2 separate regions of the Homo sapiens genome follow, and region 2 is linked to region 1. Evidence: read pairs that join two places in POLR2A ChIA-PET (ENCODE). Cell type or tissue: A673. All regions are shown on one strand. Each heading gives the region's core, and the rest is flanking DNA. Links, peaks and the distances in the headings are about the cores only.

Region 1 (5,395 bases), core at 231-5,230:
TACTCTAGGGAGTGTATCTACCTGGGTGCCAGGGATAGAGGGATGGAGGTTGGAACACAAGAAACAAAATAAGGGAAATGCCTAACATAATAGATGATAATAATATCTACACAGTTAATATTGAACATGCAAGGGGAAAGGGGAGAACCCAAAGTTTTATGTAGTAGGAGGAAGTGCCAATTTTCAATAGGAGGAAATGAAGTAGGCCACAGTGAGAGAAAGTGACATTTGAGCAGACTGGCGAAGATGGCAGAGAAAGCTGTGGAGCTATCCAGGAGGCAATCAGTCCCGACAGGGGGCGCTGCAAATGCACGCATCCTGAAACGGTGCAGGCCTGGGGTCAGGGAGGTGGTGTCCCTAGAGCACAGCAAAGAAGGGGTTGAGTATTAAGGGATGAGGTCACAGAATATCGGGGCAGGCTTGTGATATAGGGCCTAAAATGCCACTGTATAGATATCACCTTTACTCTGAAGGAGGTGAGAAGCCAGCAAAGAGTTGTAAGAGAGAAAGGGAGTTGCTGGACTGTTGTTCCGGGGTGAAGGGAATCAGACCAGGGTGCAGTGGCAGAGATAGAAGCAGAGAGAGTACAGCCACGGTTAAAGGATGGAAGGCAAAGAGCATGGTACCACTGCTGGCGGGTGGATAAATGTGATGATGAGAAACAGTGGAAATTCTCTTCTGACTGCATTTATTTTCTTAATAAAATAATAAGCACAGTCACCAATAAAAACATATATGGATAAAAATACCCAATAATTTACAAATTTACACAGATTTTCTAGTAACTTCTGTATTTCTTGAAGAAAGTTTGAAAGCTAAAGTTCAACATCAGAAATACAACCTAATAAAGTTAACCTGTCCAAAAATCCAATTATGATACTGAAAAAGCTAATAGTAAGGCAACCCCCCCATAGAGGAAGGACAGATGAAGAGACATTATGGGAAATTTGCAAACAGTGACAAGCATAGGTGATGAGGATGGCATACACTTACGTCTCATCTAGTACAATGGTGCTGTGTGTTCAGTCATCTCATTACTATTTCTGAGGTCTCGACTATGAAGCAGAACACAGGATATTGGCTTTAGCTACACAAGATAAAAACAGCGGCGTTTATATGCAATAATTTTTATCAATCAAAACAATTACATCCTAATTGTTTAATTCGGTTCCTCTTCTCTTCACATGAAATAACCTTAGAGATAATACGATAGAAACTATTCACAACGTGAGAAGTCCACCATGGCCTGTTGCCTCGTGGTCCCCAGCCTTGTGGGAAAGTGTAATGTGCGCTTCCACAACTCCACTGCAGAGTGGTGTACCCTCCATGTACACACAGACAAATTCTCCCAGCTCCCTTTTGCAACACAGCACTTATTGGGGCTTAGTTCTTTCAGGAAGAGGCATTTCTAATCCTCACATAAGTTTAATCAGTATGAATATGGTTTTGTTGCCTCCCTCATTTACTTCTTATTTCTTGCAAATAAGATAGAAAGGTAGAGCCTGATTTTTTCCCAAGCTCCTACATATTAGTCATATGCATCTTTAAAATTAGCCTGCAGAGTCATTTTCTTGTCATTCTATAATTAGAACTCACTTACCGTCTTCCAAATGCCCTCAGACACTGCTTCCCCACTCCTGTGTTGTCAAATTGCTCACGTAGCCCTCCATGGGAGCTACACTAACAAGTTTTTAAAGCAACTTTATATGGAGCAGGGGTGTCCTATGTAATACTAGGGATCTCCAAATATAATTACCTACTATAATTGTTTTATTGCTGCTGCAATAAACTATATCGGTTTTCACTTGTGATCTATACAAGTTGTGAACTATACAAGTTTACACTGTATGAGCTAACATAATTCTTGTATGTTTGCCTCAGAATTGACCACGCCATTGCAAGAAAAAATATGGAAATGGCAATTAATTCATTAAATTACTTCTTATAATTTACTTGCCACATATTTGTGATTTTTATATCAGTGTTGTACTTTTTAAAGTAACTTTGTATTTTAATATATATTTTGTTAACTTCCCCATCTCTGCCACCATCATATATAATTAAATCAAACTGTAAAATATCTGGTCATCATCACTTCATTTATGGCTGTCCAGTTCGTCCTCAAAAGATAAAACTATTAAAGAGTTTTCTGCTGAGACTCCACAAAAATGGGATTTAAAAATAGATAATTAGATATCCGAATGAGTCATGGTGATTATTTCCATTTTTCTTTAGTCATTAATGAAACTCGAAATAATCACATTCGTGGCTTTGTCCATATGATCAGAAACATTTCCAGGCAAATAGTAAATTTCTTAAACAGTATTTGGGTCTAGTAAGGAAAGAACTTTGGAATTTTTAAGGTCAGAATCAATGAACACATGAAGACAGAATAGAGTCAAAAGCTTGTTTCGGCAGTTTCGATCAGTCGGTCTTTTAGAGATGACATATTTTAGAACACCAAACACACATTTGTGCCAGCAGAGATTTTTAATTAGCTTCCGGCTTAACAGCAATAATGGAAGGAGCAGAGCTTGGGTCACCACTTAGTGTGTTTGGCTCCTTTGAAAACGGACTTTTGTTCTCTTTTGAGCCATGGCATTGACTGCCCTGCATCTCTCCATAGGAGTTTTGCAGAGTGACAAATCAGCTGTGGCACAAACAGTTTCTAATTAACAGTGACAGGATATTGATGGGGGTAACAATTGCTTGATAAAGGCCAAAGGAAAGTTTCAGGGACATGAACTTTCCATTACATTCAGAAGTGATTATTCTCTCCAGATTTTAGCTTGATCATTACCTTTCTGTCACAAATATTGGAAAATCCCTTTTTAAAAATATGTTACTGTTGGAGCTCAGTTGGAGGAAATGATGAAAGGTCACCGATCAATGATCATTCTTACGATGAATCAGCTCTTCTACTTCTAGCTAAATTTTATAAAATGCACTAATTACAAAGTTGTGAAATAACCAGTAACTGGACAGCTTTCCCCCTGCGCCACCCACCCCCAACAAAGGTAGTATCATGTTCTGAATTCTTCTGCCTCGATTTTTTCCTATTCCTTCTGACACTACTCTTTATTTATCTTTACGTTTTTTTATTATGAAAAATTTCCATTGGGCGCGGTGGCTCACACCAGTAATTCCAGCACTTTGGGAGGCCAGGGTGGGTAGATCGTGATGTCAGGAGTTCGAGACCATCCTGGCCAACATGGTGAAACCCCACCTCTACTAAAAACACAAAAACTAGCTGGGTGTGGTGGTGCACGCCTGTAACCCCAGCTACTCGGGAGGCTGAGGCAGGAGAATGGCTTGAACCCAGGAGGCAGACATTGCAGTGAGCCAAGATCACGCCACTGCACGCCAGCCTGGCAACAGAGTGAGATACCATCTCAAAAAAAAAAAAAAAATTCAAACATACAGGTGTAGACAGAAGAGTATTTGATATAATGAATAGCCACATACGCATCACTGATCTCCAAAGGATTTTCTTTCTTCCTCACCTTTTAAGTTCCAGGGTACATGTGAAGGATGTACAGGTTTGTTCCTTAGGTAAATGTGTGCCATGGTGTTTTGCTGCACAGATCAACCCATCACCTAGGTATTAAGTCCAGCATCCCTTAGCTATTCTTCCTGATGCTCTGCCTCCCCCCATCCTCCCTACAGGCCTGAGTGTGTGTTGTTCTCCCCCATGTGTTCATGTGTTCTAATCAATCAGCTCCCTCTTGTAAGTGAGAACATGTGATGTTTGGTTTTCTGTTCCTGCATTAGTTTGCTGAGTATAATGGCTCTCAGCTCCATCCATGTCCCTGCAAAGGACATGATCTCATTCTTTTTCATGGCTGCATAGTATTCCATGGTATATGTGTACCACATTTTCTTTATCCAGTCTATCATTGATGGGCATTTGGGTTGATTCCAAGTCTTTGTTATTGTGAATATTGCTGCAATGAACATACATGTACATGTATCTTTATAATATAATTACTTATATTCCTTTGTGTACACAGTAATGGGATTGCTGGGTCAGAAAGTATTTCTGCCTCTAAATCTTTGAGGAATTGCCACATTGTCTTCCACAATAGTTGAACTAATTTACACTCTAACCAACAGTGTAAAAGCAATCCTATTTCTCCACAACCTCACCAGCATCTGTTGTTTCTTGACTTTTTAATAATCGTTATTTTGAATGGCATGAGATGGTAGCTTATTGTGGTTTTGATTTGCATTTCTCCAATGATCAGTGATATTGAGCTTTTTTTCATATGTTTGTGGCCACATTAATGTCTTCTTTTGAGACGTATCTGACAGTACTCTTTAAATAGTGTGATGCCGATAATGAAAATAATAAGTAAACAATTTCCTAGTCCCAAGTAGCTAGATTGCTTAAGGTCCCTTAAAGCCAGCTACTCTAAAATTAAATGAGTCCCCAAGCCATTTCACAAACCCCAGAGGGAGTGTCTGTTTGATTTCCCAAATTCCCTCTATTGAATATTACAAAGCCATACAGGAAATATTTGATTCCTGCTTTTTTAGATAAATATAATCATTCTCCTGACAAAAACTAAGAATTCATTCCCAATTATACAAAGAAAGATCAGTCCACCCTAAGTTGTTCTAAAAGTAAACTTTAATTGAAAAATACAGCTTAGAATAGTAACTGGACAACTGTGTTTCATCAAGCACTCAGGTTCTGAACTGACTACAACAACCTCCTCAAGGAGGAGGCATGGAAAAAGGAAATCAGTGTGGTTAAACTTCAGAAACCTCCCTGTCTTACTTTACCCAAAGAACTTCACAGGTGCCAGTCAAAGCATTTAGCAATTGGTTCCCATAGGTACTCCCCGGTCAGAATGAATACCTCCTCTATATAATGGTGTGAGCCCATGGGTGCTTATCGACTATCATCAGCCTTACGTTAACCCACTTGCATTGATTTTGTGTACTGGGCGTGAGGTTCCAAGTAAAGTTAGTAAAAACTGTTCACTGATAAAAAGAAAAAGTTTTAGAACTATGTATATATAAGATGAAAGGTGTCCATTTTGACCTGCCACAAATGAGCTGTTCAGTACCCAGTGAGAAGTTAATAAATGGCACATAGTATATAATGAATTTCTTCCATTTATTGATAAAACCTCAGCAGCAGAAGGCACTTTAAATACTGACTAGTTCAACTATCCTTATGATACTCAAATCTCCTCCATACTATCCCAGCTAAGAAATAACTAAGCTTAGAGACGATTTCAGAGGTGGAGGCATCCCAGGGATGAGGAATAGCAAAGGAAAACATAGGAGCAGGCCTAGCATGTTTGAAGAATAGCAAAAAGGCCAAGTTACCAGAGTGGAATGTTGGGATAGAAGGAATAGAAGACATGGTTTGAGGCAATGGTTGGAG
Region 2 (5,395 bases), core at 212-5,211, 2.0 Mb before region 1:
GTAAACTTTAAAAAATGGGCATGTATGCAAGTCTGTATAATAGCATTATGCCAAAACATGAATCATAAGTAAATGAGCTTTCCTTGCATTCCCATACCCAGTGGGGTAACTTGAAATTTGTAAGGGCAAAAGCCACGTGATTTTGCCTCCTACAGATAATAGGAGTTCTGTTTTATCATCCTAAGTGGGTTTTGCTGTGGATTTCCATCACCAGAATTACTCAAGTGTCTATAGCATCATAAATCATCATCTTCATCAGCTCGCCCACATACACTCACTGTGTAGTGTAAATGAGCTCCTTGACAACTTAATTTGGAAAAGAAATCTTCATTCTCCCTTCTTAATGCCTACAGCAGGACTCCCCAGGGTTAGAATGCTGCTTTGCACTGAGGCTATCCTAGCAAAATGGAAGCTACTAATTAATGAGCCACTACTAGTCTTGCAACCTGACTAGTAATGAATGTAACTTTTATTGTTGTTCACCCGCTTTCTTCAGGAATGCTGACTTCTTTTGAATTCATATCAGGTTGCAATAAACACTGAGTTGGAGAAGAATATTGGTAATAATCTGGAATGTGAAACTCCTGAATATTTTGCTGAAGTCTGTTTGATCTAAGTTTATTCATTTAAAAATACTTATATTAATCTCTTATGTCTTCAAAAGTCCTCTAGGATAAAGGGGCATTTTCTTCACTTTATACCAAAAAGAAACATTTCTTGTGATTCTGGGTGCAGCATTATTGTGGAACTGACACAATGACAATATTATCATAGGAAAAAGAATATATAAAAATAGCCAAACTAATCGAGTAAAAATTGGCAAATTTTTCTTACTACTAAAATCCCTCATTTGCAATATTTTTACATGGATCTTAAAGATTCCCTCCAGTCTTAAAAGTATATTATTCTATGTAGTATTTATCTTCAAATTGCTAATTTTCTTTTATAATTCTTTCAGAGAGGAGATTATCACTGAAAAACAAATTTAGGACATGAAAATGTGATACCATCTTCTTTTCTAATTCCCAAGCACCATGTCAGGATGTCATAGCACAGTTTTTGCTCTGAAATTGTAAACTCTTAAGTGGAAGGAGCAGTTATAGGACTTATAAAAAATGATCTATTCTTTTGGGAACAGAGTGTAGATATTTTCTTTTCATTTCACAACATTTATGTATAGCAGCCTAAGGAACAGACAGTGTGCTTAAGGATGGTGACAGAAAATTGAAGATGCCCTCGATGTGCAGAAAGAGCTTGTAGTCCTTCTTAAAAAATAACATTCAGAATAATCCTGGAGGATACTCAGCTAAACTGATGGTGAGGGGGTGGGCTGGGGTGGGTGGGGTGGAAATGTAAATGCGTGTTTACTGAAGTGAATAATATAATTTCGTTTTTTTACATATGAGGAGGAGAATGTTATTTTGACGTTGACATTGAATACTGAACATCAGTTGATATCCTGACTGAAAGGGCCCCCCATTTTGAATATGGCCACAGGTCTAGCAAACCAATCGCAAACTAGGGCTTGTGAACCTTGGAAGAATTGAAGTGGACAGGGAAAGACGCAGAGAATTCCCATCATTTTAAAACATGAGGGGTAAACTATAGTAGCCATTTTTGCAGTTTATTATTTTTTCTTGTCTTCTATCTAGTGAATTACTTCGAAAGACAGAAGGCATGCTAGAATTAGTCGAATCCTTAGAAGACAGTCATGTACCAAGATGCAAATAAGGCATGATTTGAAGGCTATCTTAAACAGAACTGAATTGGGGACCATTTTAACACATTGATTTTTTTTTTCTTTTTTTGCAAGATATTAACTTACTGAATAAAGAATAACTTAAGAAGAAACAAAAGATAAATGTGAGACCAAATGGCACCGGAAGAAAGTTTGAATTCTGTATGTTTTATACAGCATTTAAGTGTAGCAGCCTAGGGTCCAGACACTTGGGGACAGACACACACGTGTGAGTGTGAGTGTGTGTGTTTGAATATAAACAAATACCTACAGTCAAAATGTACCCACTACGAAAATGCCTCTCATGTCCCTGAAGCTGCACCATTCCTGAAACTTGCGTTCGGCAGATGAGGAGATGATGGGCCCAAGGGCCTTTACCCATTACATACTTCTAACTTTTAATCTCAAGTATTTGGTCCATGTTTCACATTTTATTTCTTGTGTTCAATCTTAGGAGTTTATTTCACCAGAAGGTAGAAATTACATCTGGTCTCCCTGACAGACAGAGATTGAGAACTTTTGAGAATAATTAGGCCATCTGGTGCTATAAATCCAATGGAAAGTTATGATCAGTGGATCATGGCCTAATCTGCTCTTCATCCATTGCATCTGAATTATCTTGGCACAAAAGAATGACAAGGGGCTGGATTTTTAAAGGAAATTGCCACATCTCCCCAGTCATTAGCAGGCAAAAGGCATGCATGCATCAGACTGTGACAATTAGGGAAGACTTATTCTCCCCTAAGGCCTATTACTTTTTGATACTTTTTATCTTAATGGAGAATTGAAATGAACCTAAATTTTTTCCAAAATTGCAGAAACATTTGTTTCAGGAAAAAAAACTCCCCAATAGATGGTGCTGGTGCTGTGATTTAAACCACTGCATCATTAGTATGCAAAAAAGCTCCAGAGAGAGGCCTCCGGGAATTCCCTTACATCAAGTTATAGAAAGACAAGAATGTGGCTTTATTTTTGCTAAATGCAAATTGACATAATTGTATAATTTGAAAACTTCAGAAATATTTCTTGATGTTTTGAGGTCAAGAAATTACTCCTCGTTTCATTGTTCATATCTCAAATATCTTTGAAACATAAATGCAAACACAATTGAATGCTGCAAAAGATGAGCTGAGAGGCCTTCCAAGTTTCTTCCTGCATACCGCTTCAAGGGTCTATTAGTGAAGCTATAATGTGAAGGTTATAGTACAAAGTATAACAGATTCTTGCTTCATATTGATGAGAAAAAAAATTGCAGATGCAAGAAGCATTTTGGCAGAATGATGCTGCCACTGATGTTGACAATGAGCACTTAATATAGCTAGACATGATACTGAGTGCTGAACAATTATCTTTCCATTTAATCATTATGACAACCATACAAGGTATACTGTTACCATTTTATAGATGATGAATATAATGTTCAAAAAGATAAATGATATGGTCAAAGTCTCAAAGTAAATAAATTACAAAGGTGGGATTCAAATCCTGAACTTTCTAACTTCAGAACCTATTCTTTGAACTATTATATTATATTATTGGAATATGTATTATATTACATGTCCAGTATAAAAGATACAGTGTGAAAAAACAATTTCATCCAGAAATCTATATATTCTCATTATTCATAAATGTTTCTATCACAGTTATTTAAATATAACACATTGTTTAAAAAGGACAATTTAGATTTGCATGCTGCACACATAAAATCTGTTCCATTGTAATTATAAGAGAAGTCTTGCAACAGCTGATATAAATTTACTAAACTGCTTACATTGGAAACACCAAAGTTTGGGCTCTCATGTTTAGTCATCATCCCCATGCAGAAAATGATAATGGAAATATTTTTTCCTCTGTTTCTGTTGCCAGCACTCTTTGCAAAGATAAACTCAAAATACTCGAACCTATAAACACAAATAGTTCATTTTTCCATGTAATGTATATTTTATAAAGGCCAGAGATCCCTCTCTGTTTAGAATTCTGAAGTTTAGCCTAAGAAATCAAGTGCAAGACGCAAATTAGCTATCCTTAAATTGAACAATTTGCTGTTTTAAAGCTGGTCCTGAAACTTTAAGCTTAAACTCTGGTTTGAGAAATATCTTTCAGAATCAGGAGTCAGGATGTTCCTTCAGAGATTAGATGCCTTTCCCTGAAAGCATAATTATTTATTTAAGCAAAATTAAAACCAATTACATGAAGTAATTATAGATTTTAACGATGATTAGCAGCATTTGGTTGTATTAAATCCTTTTATTGCATTCTTATACCAGAGGAAAACACATTTTGTAGTTTAGGTAGTAAATGGCAAAACAAAATATGTCTAAAAAAGCTTTTTTGAGAATATTTTTCTTTTTTTTTTTTCTTTTTCTTTGAAGACAGAGTCCTCCTCTGTCACCCAGGCTGGAGTGCAATGGCACCGTCTCGGCTCACTGCAACCTCCACCTCCCAGGTTGAAGCAATTCTCCTGCCTCAGCCTCCCAAGTAGCTGGGATTACAGGTGTGTGCCATCACGCCCAGCTAATGTTCTGTATTTTTAGTAGAGTCAGGTTTTTGCCATGTTGGCCAGGCTGATCTCGAACTCCTAACCTCAGATGATCTGCCTGCCTTGGCCTCCCAAAGTGCTGGGATTACAGGTGTGAGCCACCATGCATGGCCAAGAATGAATATATATATATATATATATATATACACATATATATATAATATATATACGTATATATATACGTATATATACGTATATATATACGTATATATACATATGTATATATGTATATATTTTGTTGCCTTTAATTACATTTTTTTCAGCCCACATATTAGCTTAGAGATGGGAAATTGATTACATTTAAAATTTTTAACTCTGAATTTATTACCAAGCGTTTTAATCTAATACATATTTTCTTAATATTTTAAACAAAGAATAAAAGTCCTCATTTTTTTTAACTTGCACATGAATGTACACATGAATAGGAAGGCAGATAGATAGATAGTTAGACAGATACTTTCAATATATGGTAGCTTGAACATGACAAAGACTCTGTCCTTGACCTAATGTTAGACAGGCTCCTCTGATCCCTCTTCTTATGAGGGCTTGTCCTTTGGCCTTTTCCTGGAGCCTGCCCAACCCAGTTGTAGCAAAACTCCTGTTAAGTCACTTTAATATTTAAGGAGAGGTGAGTCCAATTCCTGATCCAATCCAGTGCTCCAAATTACAGTCCATGGAAGCACAGTAAGAAGGATTTTGATTTTAAGATTCTGAACATACTCTCAAGAATGGGTTGTAATTCCAGGCTCTGGGCAAAAATCTTCATGGATGGAAATTGTCTTGTGTTTTTTTGTTTTTTTTTTTGGTGGGGTGGGGGAGGGTAGTAAGGACTTGACATTTGAGGTGGAAACTTCTGGCTCTTTTGTGAGGTTTTGATATGGTTTGGCTGTGTCCCCACCTAAATCTCACCTTGAATTGTAGTTCCCATTATCCCAGCGTGCAATGGGAGGGATCTGGTGGGAAGTAATTGAATCATTGGATGGGTCTTTCCCTGTAATCCCAGCTATGTGGGAGGCTGAGGCAGGAGAATTGCTTCAACCTGGGAGGTGGAGGTTGCAGTGAGCCGAGATGGTGCCATTGCACTCCACCCTGGGTGACAGAGGAGGACTCTGTCTCAA

The links. Peaks named below come from ENCODE experiments on the same cell type or tissue, not always from the same donor. Only the 100,000 strongest peaks of a DNase experiment are listed, where the experiment ranks them.
Region 2: POLR2A ChIA-PET joins it to region 1 with 10 read pairs; 1 of 35 experiments calls an interaction of 5 or more read pairs at or near these places.

What each region holds. Positions count from the first base shown.
Region 1 is chr18:70,573,590-70,578,984 of GRCh38, reverse strand. No RefSeq gene overlaps it. Among named protein-coding and RNA genes, the nearest start is that of GTSCR1, 75 kb to the left of the region's middle. In A673, for the core only: a CTCF peak has its summit at 276 (motif pointing right); a DNase peak (open chromatin) is centred at 2,504; H3K4me3 peaks cover 906 bases; H3K27ac peaks cover 2,736 bases.
Region 2 is chr18:72,527,989-72,533,383 of GRCh38, reverse strand. No RefSeq gene overlaps it. Among named protein-coding and RNA genes, the nearest start is that of CBLN2, 14 kb to the left of the region's middle. In A673, for the core only: a CTCF peak has its summit at 2,569 (motif pointing right); a DNase peak (open chromatin) is centred at 2,483.